Regions from separate parts of the Mus musculus genome. Here region 2 is linked to region 1. A link is a contact called in ENCODE Hi-C or POLR2A ChIA-PET data. All regions are on one chromosome and are shown on one strand. Each heading gives the region's core, a stretch centred on a gene start or an enhancer-like site at or near the end of the contact. The rest is flanking DNA. Distances are from core to core; before and after follow the strand shown.

Region 1 (6,975 bases), core at 851-3,350:
TCTCAGTTTAACTTTTCTGTATTTGCTCATTCACAAATACAACTAAGGAACATCTATGAGCCACATTACCTAAATATTAAGAAATATATGTATCTATGTTTTGGTGTGTGTGTGTTTTGAGAAAGGGTCTCATTATGCAGTTCTGACTGGCCTGAAACTTGCTATACGGACCAAGCTGACCTCAAACTCCCAGAGATCCATCTGCCTGTATTTCTGGAGTACTGGGATTAAAGGCATTCCCATCACAGCCAGCAAGATTAAAAACAAAACAAAACAAGACAAAACAAAACATAATCTAGTAAAATGTCAAATAGCTAAAATGTAAAATGTCTGCTACAAGCAGAAGATCAGGTTAAGTGCTATGGAAACTTACAAGGAAGAGTGAGTCAGGTGGTGATGCTCAAACTGAGAAAATGATACAGAAAACACCAAGTTACAACTTTTAAGACTTCAGTTCTCTTCTGTGCTTTTGCATTATTTGTTTTTAGGTCTTATGGTTTATATAAACATCAAAACTACAAGCTGATTGATATATTCAGATCAAAATGACAATTCCATCAAATCTTAAGTAGCAGATTTAATTTTATCAATGTATTTCCCAGTACCTCTAACACGTTAAGCCTCATTTTTTTCATTTTACTGAAATGAATTCAATTATTTCTTTTATCACGTGCATAAGTGTTTTGCCTGTGTATGCTCTAGTTCTCTGGCCTCAATTTCCATAACTGGTGACATTACAGGCCTGCACCACATCTATCTTGGTTTTATTCCCCACCCCACTTGGCTTTTTGAGTCAGGGTCTCTGCAGCCCTAGATGTCCTGAAACTCAGTATGAAGAGTAGGCTAGCTTTGTAGTCACAGAGTGCCTCCTGCCTTTGCCTCTCAAGTGCTGGGATAAAAGGTGTGCACTGCCAAGGTTAAAGCCAATTTCATCATTTTTAAAGTTTTGTTCTCAAAAGTCTATGTTAAGTCTGGATGTGATGGCAAACACCTTTAATCTCATTACCTCAGCGTTAGAGGCAGGTGGTCTCTTTGAGTCTGTGGCAAGCCTGGTCTACATAGCGAATTCCAGGCCAACCAAGGGTTGTCTCCGAAGTTAAAAAAAAAAAAAAAAAAAAAAAAAAGCAAAAAAAGTCCCCATCAGGGTACTACTAATCAAGTTATCTTACTATATATAAACGAACATGAAAACAGCTAAACTAGAAGTGTTTTTGAAAATTATGTCAAATGCTGGGTCCTTACCCCTACCAAATAGAGAATTGCCAATATTGGGAGACTGGAACATAGAGGAAGGGTGGAAGAGTATACAAATTCTACTAGACTTGAATCAAGACACCTGGATTCTCTTCCTCTACCTACCTCCCACTAATAAAGCCTCTGTACTTGAGGCAGAGTGGGGGCGATTGACAATTTAAACGCTTATGGCTCCAGTTACTCAGAAATTCAATCTTTCTCACCTAGGTTTACACGGAACAGAAAGAACCCTTCATTTTATTTATCAGACAATTGTCAGTGTCTTAAAAAGCTAAACACAGTTCTGACTCACTCAACCCTCTGGTTGAACCCTAGACAAAACGTGTCCTGTAGAGTGGTCAAGGAAGTGACGGGGAGACCTCACTGAAGTCCCCCCAAGGCACCACCCTGCAAGGGTCTGCCTACCGCGGGCTGCTCACCTCCACCCAGCGAATGAATGAGTAGCACCGGAGAAAGCGAGGTTCACTCAATGTGGGCTGCGACCCGAGACCCCTCCGGCCTACGCCCCACACAGTTGGATCCCCTCCCAGGGCCTCCCGAGCCAGGCCGCAGGCCCCGGGCCCCGCCCCCTCACGCAGGCCCGAAGGAGCGCGCCCGGCACGAGACTCGGCGGCGGAGAGGGCCCCGGGCGTCCAGCGCAGATGCCGGTACAGAGAGGAAGATCTACCCGCCCAGCCCCGGCAGCGCTCCCGACTTACAGCGGTGCGTCTGGAGTGAGAGCCCAGGTCCGCCCGTCACCCGCCGCTCACCGCGCGGCCTCCAGAAAAACCGTCGTCGCCGCCGCCGCTGCCACCGACCGCCGCTTCGGGCGCAGCGCGCAGAGGCCTGACTGCGTCACACGCCGTCCACCGTCAGAGATCGGCTCCGGCCGCTCCGCCCTTGGCGGCCGGGCATTGGCGGGCCGGTCCGCCACTCGAGGCCCACACCGTTATTCATTGGGTGACGATCCTTTTGAAACCGAACGTGGAGGCGGTCTCTGATTAGGAACGGAGGGGAAGAGGAGGAGCGTAAGGAATTGCCGGGAAAGGGGGGGGGGGGGGGGAAAGGAGGGACGATGGGGAGGGATGTAGAGTCCCACTCCCTCTGCCGCAACGGTTGGCTGAGAGAGGCTCATGACGTCACACAGGCCCCTCGAAGAGGGCTGGTGCGTGGCTAGAGGAGTGAGCACCAAACCGCAGTGACGCTGTGTCCAGGCCCCGCCCCCTTCCTTGGAGCGCGGAGACTCGCTACGGAAGCTCCGGCCAATCAGAAGGAAGTCCCAAGGATGACCTGGTAATTGTTCTATCCTTCTCTAGCTCCTGTCTGCGGGCAATGATGGGAAGGCTCCTTGGCCACCTAGCTTGCACTTGGAGAGCCGGAGGACCCTTCCTGGAAACCCATCAATCCACAGATTGTCTGCAGACACTCCACTCCCCACTGTTCTTTCCAGCGCAAGCCAGCCCTCGCCGTACACTTTCCCCCTCTGAATCTCTAGAATAGACCTGAGCAATGGATTTGCCTTAACAGAGCTTGAGCCCAATGAGGAGATTCTTGGCCCTTCAGCCTCAGCTGCACTTTCAGAATCTATACTTGTTCTGGGTTTCTTGCGGCCTTCTCCAGGACACATTTGGTAACCTTTACAAGTCCCGGTGAAGTTCAGGCAGTCTGCTTGTAAAGACCTTGTTACTTTGTATCTTATTTATTTTCCGTTCTATGCCTCCTCCCTCCCCTGATCTGGGCCAAAGCTTCATTTTCATCCTTTTGGTGTCTTTTCTCCTAGGATCTAGCAGAGAGCAGAAGAGTGGGCATGTTCTAGAAACCAGACCTCTCTAAATTATTGAGGTCTCACAGATAACAGGAGCTGTGTTAAAAAAAAAAAAAAAAAAAAAAAAAAGAGGTACATACTACCTCTCCACCACGTCCTGGGAAATCAATATAGAACTGAAACGAGATTTGCTAAGAATTTTAAATGATTCCCTCAAACAAAAACATCTTAAAGGAGCTGGAGAGATAGATGGGCTCAGCGATTAAGAGCACTGGCTGCTCTTCCAGAGGTCCTGAATTCAATTCCCAGCAACCCCATGGTGGCTCACAACCAACTGTAATGGGATCTGGTGCCCTCTCCTGGTATACATAAAATAAATAAATCTCTTTTTTTTTTTTAAAGACAGTAAATGGAAGAAACATAATATATTGTCGATGTTCAGTATATACTTGAAAGAATAATGTATAAATCGCCTAACAGGAAAAGCTAGTTTGAACATCCATCTGTAACCACCATCCCTAAACCACTCTGTCCAAACACCCTGCTTTTCCATCACTCCTCCTTGCCTTTACTCTAAATCAGAAAGTCATTAGGTGGGGTATAATAGCCAAGATCTGTAATTTCAATTCTTAGGTAGCTGAGGTAGAATATGAAGCTGAAAGCCAGCCTGAAATACATGAAACTGTCTTAAAAACAAAATAAACAACAGTACTCAGGGTTTTATTTTTGAATCTTTACAGTGGCTCTCTTGCCACCATCCAAACCTCTGATTTTTTGGTTCTTCAGTCTTGAAATGCAACTACATTTAAACCTGCCCTGGACATTTATTTTAGTGTTCTTAAGAGTTGGCACATAGTTGATGTACCTTACAATTTACATATTTGTTGCATAGGTGAGTGAATTATTGTTTTAGCAGCAAAATAATAGAATTGTCGAACTTCAGAATCAGAGAACCCCCAGTTTAAATCCAGGCCCAACTATGATAATATGGGGAAAATCCCCAATAATTCTGGACATCAGTTTCTTTGTCTGTAAAATAAGGATAATTTTGCTTGACTTACAGACTGTTGGGAGAATGAAATGAAAGGAATATAACATTTGATATGGTACCTGGTACACAGTTTGCCCTCAATAAGTAATAGACTGACCATTTTAAATGTTTTAAGGCATGGGTTTTGAAATGTGTCTTAAATGACTCAACAGGTGAGTATATTTAATTCAAAGTATTAGTAGATGTTCAGAAGTTGGGATTCTTAAATGGTGTGTACTTATAGGAAGACTGGAGAGGATACATTGAAAGAGAAATGCTTCAGTGAGGAGGACCATGATGACTTTGAAGTTACTTATTTTATTTAAGATTTATTTATTATTTTATGTACGTGAGTACACTGTTAGCTGTAAAGCTGGTTGTGAACCTTCATGTGGCTGTTGGGAATTGAATTTAGGACCTCTGCTTGGTCCAGTCAGCCCTGCTCCCTCTGACCCAATGATTTATTTATTATTATAAATAAGTACACTGTAGCTGTCTTCAGACACACCAGAAGAGGGTATCAGATCTCATTACAGGTGGTTATGAGCCACCATGTGGTTGCTGGGATTTGAACTCAGGACCTTTGGAAGAGCAGTCAGTACTCTTACCTGCTGAGCCATCTCACCAGCCCCATTAATCTCTTACATTGACTTACTGTAGTTATTTAATGTAAATGGAATCATATAATCTATGGCTTTTGTGTCTGGTGCTTTCACTTAGGATAGTATTTTTAAAGTTCATTGGCATAGGTAGCTTGTGTCAATATGTCATTTATTTTTATGACTTAATAATATCCCGTTATTGCTGGGCGTGGTGGCACACACCTTTAATCCCAGCACTCGGGAGGCAGAGGCAGGCAGATTTCTGAGTTCAAGGCCAGCCTGGTCTACAAAGTGAGTTCCAGGACAGCCAGGGCTATACAGAGAAACCCTGCCTCGAACCCCCCCCCTCCAAAAAAAAGAAGAATATCCCATTCTCTATGTATACCATCTTCTGTATACAAATCAGTTAATAGAAACTTGAGTTTTCATTTTTAGCCATTATGGATAATACTGCTATGAACATTTGTATTCAAGATCTTAGTAGACAGGTTTCTCTTGGTGTTTATACCTAGGAGTTGAATTATTAGAATATGAGATACATGGTAACTATACTTGACTCCTTCTACCACTATGTCACATGCTTTACTTACAAGTTTTTTGTACTCTCAAGATCTATAATTTTATGTGTTGATTTTTAATCACTTTTGTTTTTTAAAAAATATTTATTTGTGGGTATGGTGGCCTGTGCCTTTAATCCCATCACTGGAGACAAAGGCATGTAGATCTGTGAGTTGGAGACCAGCCTAGTCTACACAGCTAGAGTTACACAGAGAAACCCTGTCTCAAAAAACTACAGAAAAAATTTATGTATCTGTGTAAGCATTACAGGTGCTTGTGAATCACCCTACATAAATGTTGGAAGCTTAAGTCTGTAAGAACAATATATACTCTTAATTCCTGAGCAATTTCTCCAGTCCCGATTGTATCACTTATTATTATTACTAGTAGTAGTTGGTGTGTGTGTGGGTGTGTATGTAGGCATATATGCCATTGCATACAGAGGCCAATTTACAGGAGTCTATTCTCTCCTTCTACCTTCATGTGGGTTCTCAGGATCTGAAATCAAGGCATCAGGGTTGTATAGCAAGTGTTTTGAGCTGCTGAGCCATTTTGCTAGTTCCATTTTCTTTTTTTAATTTTGGGGGCTGAAAAGATGGTTCAGGGGTTAAGAGTACTTTTATTGCAGTTGAGCAATAGTGGCCACACTCTTTAGTCCCAGTACTTGGGAAACAAAGGCAAGTGGATCTCTGTGAGCTTGAGGCTACCCTGGTCTACAAAGCTACAGGACAGTGAAGGCTACACAATGATAACCTGTCTCAAAAATCAAAAAACAAACAAAAACCAGAAACCCAACAACAGCAAGGTGCTTGTTGCTCTTGCAGGGGATCCAGCGTCACAATTGTCTGTTACCTCTAGTTCCAGAAATCTGACATGCTCTTGTGATCTCTGTGGGCATACACATGGGTGAATATATATAAAACAGGCACACACACATGTATATCTCACTATGTAAACTCCCACTCAGTAGCCATTGCTAGCCTAGAATTCACTATGCTGATCTCGCTTCCTAGTCTCTTTCATACTATTACTGTTTTAGTGATTGCCATAGATATTACCACATGAATTATTTTTTTAAAAATTTTATTTATTTATTATATGTAAGTTCACTGTAGCTGTCTTCAGACACTCCAGAAGAGGGAGTCAGATCTTGTTACAGATGGTTGTGAGCCACCATGTGGTTGCTGGGATTTGAACTCAGGACCTTTGGAAGAGAAGTCAGTGCTCTTAACCTCTGAGCCATCTCTCCAGCCCCTGAATTCTTTTTTTTTAAAGATTTATTTATTTATTTATTACATGTAATTACACTGTAGCTGTCTTCAGACACTCTAGAAGAGGGTATCAGATCTCATTATGGATGGTTGTGACCCACCATATGGTTACTGGGATTTGAACTCAGGACCTTCCAAAGAGCAGTAGGTGCTCTTAACCACTGAGCCATCTCTCCAGCCTCCCACATGAATTCTTAATTTAGCAAAGAGTCATGCTATTAAATACCTTTATAGGAAGAATGGAATTCATTAAGATCTTGCAAAGTAAGAATATTCCAGACCAGATAAACGGGGAAGCACAGGGAAAGTAGCATCAGAAAATCACTCACCATGTCTGGGATTGTAATCCTAGATTTAATTCTAGAAGCAACAGGAAAGCCAAAGAAAGTTCTTTAGAACAATGAAGATTCTATTATTGTTTGTCTGGTTACTGGAATTAGATGGGTAGCCCCAGGGTGTATTTATTATTATTTTTTTTTCAAAACAACCCTATCTGTCCTGGAAATCACTCTATAG
Region 2 (7,427 bases), core at 4,248-6,747, 40 kb after region 1:
TGAGTCCAGCACATGTGGCTGTCAGTAAAAAACAAAACAAAACAACTATGAGCTTAATCTGCTCCTCTGTACACACAAGAGCTCACCCCCATGAATGCTGTGCGCCCTTCAGGTTCTTCCCTGGGCTCAGTTCTGTCCCCACCTTCTCCAGCCTATCACACACAGCTCCCCGCTTCCACCTTTCCCAGTAGTGACTATTCTGTTCCTTGTGCTGGACTCCTACTGGATGATCTATGGGGAGGCAAGCCTGTTTATGTGTAGAAGCCCAGCACAGGGCTGAGCAAAAGTTGCAGAGTGACACACACCCGCTCCACTCCTCACCCCCAATCAATCCTGACATTGAGACTGGGAACAAGGAAAGCCTCTATGCCCAAGAGACACTGGAGAGAGGTAGCCAACTTCTTCCTCACTCAGAGAAACAGAAAGTTAGGGTAATGCACACACAAACTAGATTGCTCTGTCCTCCACTAAAAGAGTGAGAAGTCAAGCAGTGGTAACTCAGAGGGGCTGGAGAAAGTGGGAAGAAAAAGTAGAAGATAAGCCAAGGTATGGACTAGAATCGCTGAAGACCTTTGACCAAAGACAGGCCAGGAAAAGGGCACTGCAAGTTTGTTTGTTTGTTTGTTTGTAGGTAAAACAAGGAGGCTCACACTGGGGTTGCAGCTGGCTGCAGCTGGGCTGGGAGGAGGAAGCTGGGGGAGACATGAGGTCAGTGTGGGACTGGGACCAGGCCAAGGGCTGAGGCTCTTTCTACCCCTTCTCAGCAGCAGCAGGGAAGAGCCCAAGAGAGCCTAGTTCTCAGCCTTAAAAAAAAAAAAAGGCTTGAACTATGTGTAGTGGCACATGCCTTTAATGCCAGCACTCAGGAGACAGAGGCACTACACTCAAAAGTTTGAGGCCAGCCTGGTCTACAGAGTGAGTTCCAGGACAGCCAGAGTTACACAGAGAAACACTGTCTGAAAAAGGAAAAGAAAGAGAGAGAGAGGGGGGGGAGGGAGAGGGAGAGTGAGAGAGAGAGAGAGAGAGAGAGAGAGAGCGTGAGCAAGCCCACACTGAAGGACTCTTCCCTTTTTTGTCCTTTCCACCTCTGGGTTCCAGCACAGAGGATTTTAGACTATAGTAGGTAGGGTAAGAGGAGAGACCTGATGCTACTTTCTAGGGATTGACTGAAAAGAAGGAAGAAACAGGGCAATTGGAGCTGAGGACACAGAGGGTTGAGACAGCTTCACTATGTGTGTCTCATGCTCATCTCAACACCCAGGGTGTTCCACAAAGGGTGAGCCCCAGAGACAGGACAGCTCCAGCTTGGGGAGCCAAGCCACCCCTCCCCCACCCAGCCACACAGAGGAAGGCTCACACACTGGCTTATTTCTCCCTGCCTAGCAGCAGCTCAGCAATCTCTGGGCCCCGTGAAGTGGCACTTCCCTTGCTTTTGCTCACTTCACAGGAGGCTGGGAGTGCCAACCTTGCAATCCTGTCCTCCAACTTAAAAACAGAGAAACCCAGGGCTTCCCAGTCCTCTAAGTGTGCCACCCAAGGTCTGAGGGGGTTTCCACAAGGGAAAAAAACATCAGGGAGGAAACACTACATCTATTTTCCACTGTCAGTGGGCACAGAGCTGGGACAGAGGGCAAAGTATACAGCTCATCCTGGAGTCCCGAGACAAGATCCCAGCATTCCTGCCCTTTTATCTGTGCACCTACAGCAGTCTTTGTACTTTGTGTAAAGAGCGACAGTTCCAACCTGGACAGATCAGGCTGGGGAGACAGGAACGCTGGGTCTGAGGCACTGAAAATATAAGCCATATTTTTTCGAGACTATGTCACCCTGGCTGGCCTGAAACTTATATGTAGACCAGGTGGCTTCTGCCTCCCAGGCACTGGGATTAAAGGTGTGCACCGGCAGGCCTGGCTTGCAACTTAATGTTGAAATAGAGTCAAGAGATAACTAAGTTGACCAGAGTGATACAAAGAAAGACTTAGTTGCAAATTTAGCTTAAGGATCGGATCTCCTAACCTCTGGCCTGGTGTTTGTCTCACAAAGCAGACAAGGTGAAGACCTTTATTCTGACCTTTGACTTCAAGATGGCCCTAGCATGGTTGTTTCTTTTAAGTAATGGGCCAGAGGGCTAGAGAGGTGGTTCAGTAGGATTAGGAACACTTGTTCTTGCAGAGGACCTGGATTCCGTTCCCAGCACTGACAGGGTGGCTCACAGGTCCATAGAGTTGAAAGAGAGGGAGAGGGAGAAATCTAAAGAAAGAAATGGGCCAAAGGAGGCCCAAATCTGTCTGCATCCTTTTGCTTTTACAGTCTCCAGCCTCCCAGCCCTAGCCCTGCCCGGGGCATCTTGTACTACTCAGGGTTTAGCGTTAACAGTGTGCTGCTGGACAGCCAGCTACCCTGGGCTCTTGGGTTTAGTGTTAACAGCGTGCTGCTGGACAGCCGGCTACCCTGGGCTCGTCTGTCCGAGCCAAGGAGCTCCTCCTCTGGTCTTTAGCTCCTAGGGACATGCCCTCCCCCCATGTGAGATGAGGACAAAAGAGGAAGCTGGACCCTGGACAGGAAAACCAGTCTGATCTGGGGAGGTGGCCCAGGCTTTGTCTTTGGTTTCCCTTCGAAGGTCCTCTCACAGACCCCTAAAAACCTCACCTCTAATGGACTAACCCTGTACGAGAAGGGAAGAGGTTTTTCAGACTGTGCCCAGATACCCTTCTTTACTCCCTGTTTACTCCCTGTTCTCCAGCTACTATCACCCAGTATCTTCACCAGTACTATCACCAGTATCTTCACAGCTGCCCATATAACCACATATATAACCATATAACCACAGCCTCTCCTATCTTCCTGCTCATAACCCCTCATGAGCTACCATCATCTGCCTTAGCATCTCCCCTGAAGCGGTGACACTCCATAGCCCAGATTGCTAAGCAGGATGTGTAGCACCGTCACCCTGCCATTTCTTCTCATATTACCTTAACCATCCACAGCAGCTTCCTAGGCACCCCCACCCACCCACGGCATTTTCCCATTTAGATCCCTCCCACCCTGGTCACACTCTTCTTGCCATTAGCTCAAATTTCCAATGGGGCCAGACCTTGCCTAAGAGAAAACCCCTGTTCCTGCCACCATTATCTCTGCTCTCAGAGCCCTGTGGGTTGCTTAGTTAGACCGAATACTAAATTAAGTACTGGTTTGTCGAGTGAGGAGTCAGGGCTCCTGAGGATTTTTATTGGGCTGTGATGCCGAGAAAATGCGCTGTGTGCACATCCTTTCCCGAGTGGGGATTTGATACGGATCCCTTGGATTTCCTCCGTGAGGCCAAACCTCTGCACCTCCCAGAAACGAGAGTAGGAAAGACAGGTGGAGAAGGGCAGGCCCAGAGGAAGGAACAATTGATGGGAGAGGGACAACTGTGAGGTGGTAAGAGGATAGGAAAGGGAAGGAGCCTAGCTCTTAAATTTAGCTGTGCTCAACGATTCCCCAAATGTGACATTTGCTCTCCTTCACTTCTTTTTATTCTCGTGGAATGAAGTTAATACAGAGAGCAGAGAAGGCAGACACAAACAGAGTCTGAGCATGTAATCCGAACGCTGAGAGGCAGGGGTGCTAGGATGGAGACAAGCACTTATGGGGCCAGGACAGACTACGTTAGACTGTGGAGAAGCCCCTCAGAGAGCGGGAATAGAGAGCACAGCTCGGTATGAAGAGAACATCAAGGATGCTTAAAGACAGGAGGGTCAGCACAACTCCCAGTCAAGGCTCTGATACACATCAGAAAATGTAGATACCCAACCTCTGCAGTTCCCACCAAGCACCAGGGACGAAAGACAAACACCTTGCCTCACATCCCCTTCCTGATCAAAATTTAAAAACCAGTAGAGACTTAAGTTAGACTCGTAGCACTTTTCCCTCCAGAATCTTGCCTCTGCCCCCTTCCTTTTCCTAGCAGGCCAAATGGCCCAACCTACTCTCCCCACTGGTTGGAACCAGTAAGTGCTAGGAGACAGGAACCTTAAAGCTAGTTCCCCCTGACCCCCCTCCCACACAACACACCACTACACACACACTCCTAGGCTGCCTTCCTAAGAATCAGGGTAGTTTGATTTCCCATGGACTTTCTCACTAATCTTATTCTTGTGTCACCCAACCCTGCCTGCTACAGACTGCTTCCCCTTGCCTAACCACAGTGTCACCCACCGCAGGTTCCCTTCATTCTGCCGGCTTCTGCTCTGGGCCTTCTCAAGGCTGAGGGCAGTTATTTTGTCTCTAAGAGATAAAGAACACCAAAACTTGCATGTTCACGGGCGTGTGCACATGTTTAATCATCTCCATCATCGGGAGGTTGCAGCCAGCATCTCTAAGCTAAAGACGTTTGAAAAAGGCTCTCAAACTCAGCAAGTTTAAAGCAGTTTCTGACACCAAAGCTAGATTACAGACCAAGGGAAGGAGACGGACTGAGGGCGGCAGGGAAGATAGAAACAAAATGGGGAGATATGTGTGTGGTAGTCAGAGGCTGAACAACAGGCAGGGCAGGGTAAATGCGAGATCAGGGCCTGGGTACATCTATGTGGTTGGGGGAAGAGCCGGAAGGAGGCGAATGTGGTCGACACTATGGCGAATGTGGAAGACAGTATGGGGAGTTCAGGTGAGGGAGAAGACGTTAAGAGCTCTCAATCATTACCGAAAGCCAGTACTCCAGCTGCCTCTCAAAGTCATGGAAGTTGTCAGTGACTATCGGTATAGTGGCCCTTTCCTTCCTCAGTTTATCCTCAAAATAAAAAAGGCCAGATTGAGTCTGATAGACACAACAGACGTGTTCACTAAATACCCGCTGTTGTATGGGACAGGAATAAAGAGGTTGGCTCAGAAAAATACAGAGAGGGAATGGGGATTCCCCCACCGAGTCCTCAGCAGCAACAGTGTAGCAGCTATGGACTGGCTCCGACCTTCCCGGGTGAGACTTCAGAGGCCTCAGACACCGCCCCCCACCCCCAACCCCAGCCTCACAAATGTCACAACTGCAGAGCAGAGAGCGCGCCTTCTGCAGCCCAGAGGCCCTTTCCTTTCACACACTACTGAACAGCCCCACAACTTCTGAGGGCACCCCACCGCAGAGTCCCAGCCTCACAGCTCAGCGCTTTCCCACTTCCGAGCCTCTCACGGTTCGGATCTCAGTGGTCCCTCGCGGACAGCAGGAGCTCGCGCTGTCCCTCGGATCCCACCCTCAACCCGGCCACCAGCGATCGGGTCGCGGTGGCCGCTGTCCCCGCCCGGCCTGCCGCGCCCGCCCAACTTGCAGTGAACGAAAACCTCCCGCCCTCGGCCTCCCTCCTGCAAACTTCCCGGCTCCCGGGTACCCAGTCCGGGCCAGCTTGAACTCCTCTTCCCAGGACCCCTGCCCGACGGGCTCGACCCGGGCCTCACCTGGTGCCCTCCCCGCGGCGGGGGAGCTGGGGGCGGCGGCGGCGGCTCTGGGCTCAAGAAGGAAGTGAGAACTGGAGGCCGGAGGAAGTGGGGGGGTGGGGGCCGGGCCGGCAGGGCCGGGGCGGGGCGCGGGGGCGGGCCGGCCGGGGCGGGGCGGACTAGGAAGTCGGAGGCCTCCCCCACCCTCCAGCCTCGGGTTTTCTGCAAGCTTTGCCCTCCGCACAGTCCCGCACACCCTGCTTCTCTCCACTCTTCGCCCCGTGAGCCCTGAGACCCCTTGAGTCTGGCCTCTCAAGGTCAGGTCTCCCCGCTTTCACTTGGCATCTCCCCCCCACCCCCCAGCAGGGGCCCTAAGCTAGGCGCTGGGCATTTGTTCTCTTCCTAGTATCTCACTCCCCGCCCCGCAGCCTCCGCGGGAAGGCTGAGAAATGCCTTCCGCTCAGCCCGGGAATCTAGAGGTAGCCGCGGCTGGCTAGGGGTTAGCCGGAATGGGTCAGGCTGGGGCAGTCCCCACCCCTGCCCTGAGCCTTGGGAGAATGCTGGGTGGTGGTGATTCAGCAGTGGGAAGGTCCCAGACCCCTGGGGAGGGTGGGGAGACAGAGGTGGGGGGAGGGCAGCTGCCGTCAGCACCCCGGGAAAAGACGTGATCAGCAGAGATGCAGGCGGAGCCGCGCGGGCCCCCAAAACAGGATGTCGTGTCGTGGTTCCGCACCTCGCAGCTCCGCGGGGCCCTGGGGAGGGGGCGGGGCGTGGGAAGACGTGGGGCTCTTCTTGTTCCCTGATCTCGCCCTGGCGCGCGGCTGTTTGGAGCGGTAGGACCGCGCCCAGGCCTGAGGTCCGGCTTGGGCCCTGGAGACCGGCGAGTGGACGGCCTCGAGGGCGCCCTCTGGTGCTTCTAACCCAGGCCTTGGGCGCAGTTTTCCTGGAGAATCCACAGTCTTGATTCTTTTAACAACTTTCTGGGTGCTCTACCACGTGCAGAGCTCCGCAAGGTACAGTGAAAACAACACAAGATAAACACCCCGTCTTACAGAGGACCTCCAAATAAAGTGGATCAGGTCTGACAGGTAGTTTAATGTTTCCAAGTATCAGTTTTTTGTTTTGTTTTGTTTTGGTAAAATCAACAAAAAAAATTTCTCCACCCAGAGGATGTGAAGATTACAGAATAGGTATCCGTGCTGTGGTACTGTATAGAAAGTCAAGTTAGGACAATCAAACTCAGGCTGGTCAGTGACTGACTAAACGAGTGTTCTCAGATTCCAGAAGCCTGTTCTCATCGCACAGGCAGTTTGTGGACCCCTTACTTCTTCTTTGGCCCTTAGGCAAATTCCTCCCAATGGGAAGAGAATAAATTGGAGGGGCTAGGGGAAATTTGGGAGGGCAGAACTAGTGTTTGGTATTTAATGGGAAGAGGTTTGTGAGTCCCAAAAATAACAGGGTCCTTAAGTGAGGTTTGTAAATCCCCAAAATAACAGGATCAGATTCAAGTGACTTCAATGAAGCTATTAAAAATACGTTCCAAGCCAGGTGTGGTAGCACGTTTGTAATCTCAGCATTCCAGAGGTGGAGGCAGGAGGTTCAGAAGTTCGAGGCCAGCCTGGACTATATAAGACCTTACCTACCTTAATAAATAAAAAGTTCCCGAGTTCAAGGCCAGCCTGGTCTACATTCCAGGACAGCCAAGGCTACACAAAGAAACCTGGTCTAAAAAAAACAAAACAAACAAACAAACAAAAAAACAAAAAACAAGCAAACAAACAAACAAAAGCCCAAACAAAAAAAAGAAAAACCTGAAAAAAAATTGAAAATTAGGCTCAGTGATAGATAGCATGCTTGCTTATCATGTGTTTAGGCCTGTACCCCAACACCACAAGCAATAGCATGTTTGTTTGAGAATCAATTGAGGGGCATCGTGGTAGGAACAGGGTGGAAAGAACATGGGGTAAAAATAGATTGAAAGACTGGGTTGGCAACCTGGGATCACACTCTGTCTCCTGAGCTCT

Evidence for each region. Hi-C counts contacts between places; a loop is a spot of excess contacts on that map. ChIA-PET counts read pairs that join two places held with the same protein, here RNA polymerase II (POLR2A).
Region 2: a loop to region 1 is called in a map of left cerebral cortex, with 6 times the contacts of the local background. The contact joins the promoter of Rhog here to the promoter of Nup98 in region 1. A Hi-C loop is called at or near these places in 14 of 37 maps with a recorded cell type or tissue (T-helper 17 cell, adrenal gland, gastrocnemius and 3 more). POLR2A ChIA-PET finds 5 or more read pairs at or near these places in 4 of 5 experiments (Patski and embryonic stem cell).

The regions. Positions count from the first base shown.
Region 1 is chr7:102,208,066-102,215,040 of GRCm38, forward strand. It overlaps Nup98 (nucleoporin 98), which reads right to left and starts at 2,101. Exons shown (of 33, transcript NM_001287164.1): 1 at 1,953-2,101. It also overlaps a transcript of Pgap2 not described here.
Region 2 is chr7:102,244,621-102,252,047 of GRCm38, forward strand. It overlaps Rhog (ras homolog family member G), which reads right to left and starts at 5,498. Exons shown (of 2, transcript NM_019566.3): 1 at 5,425-5,498.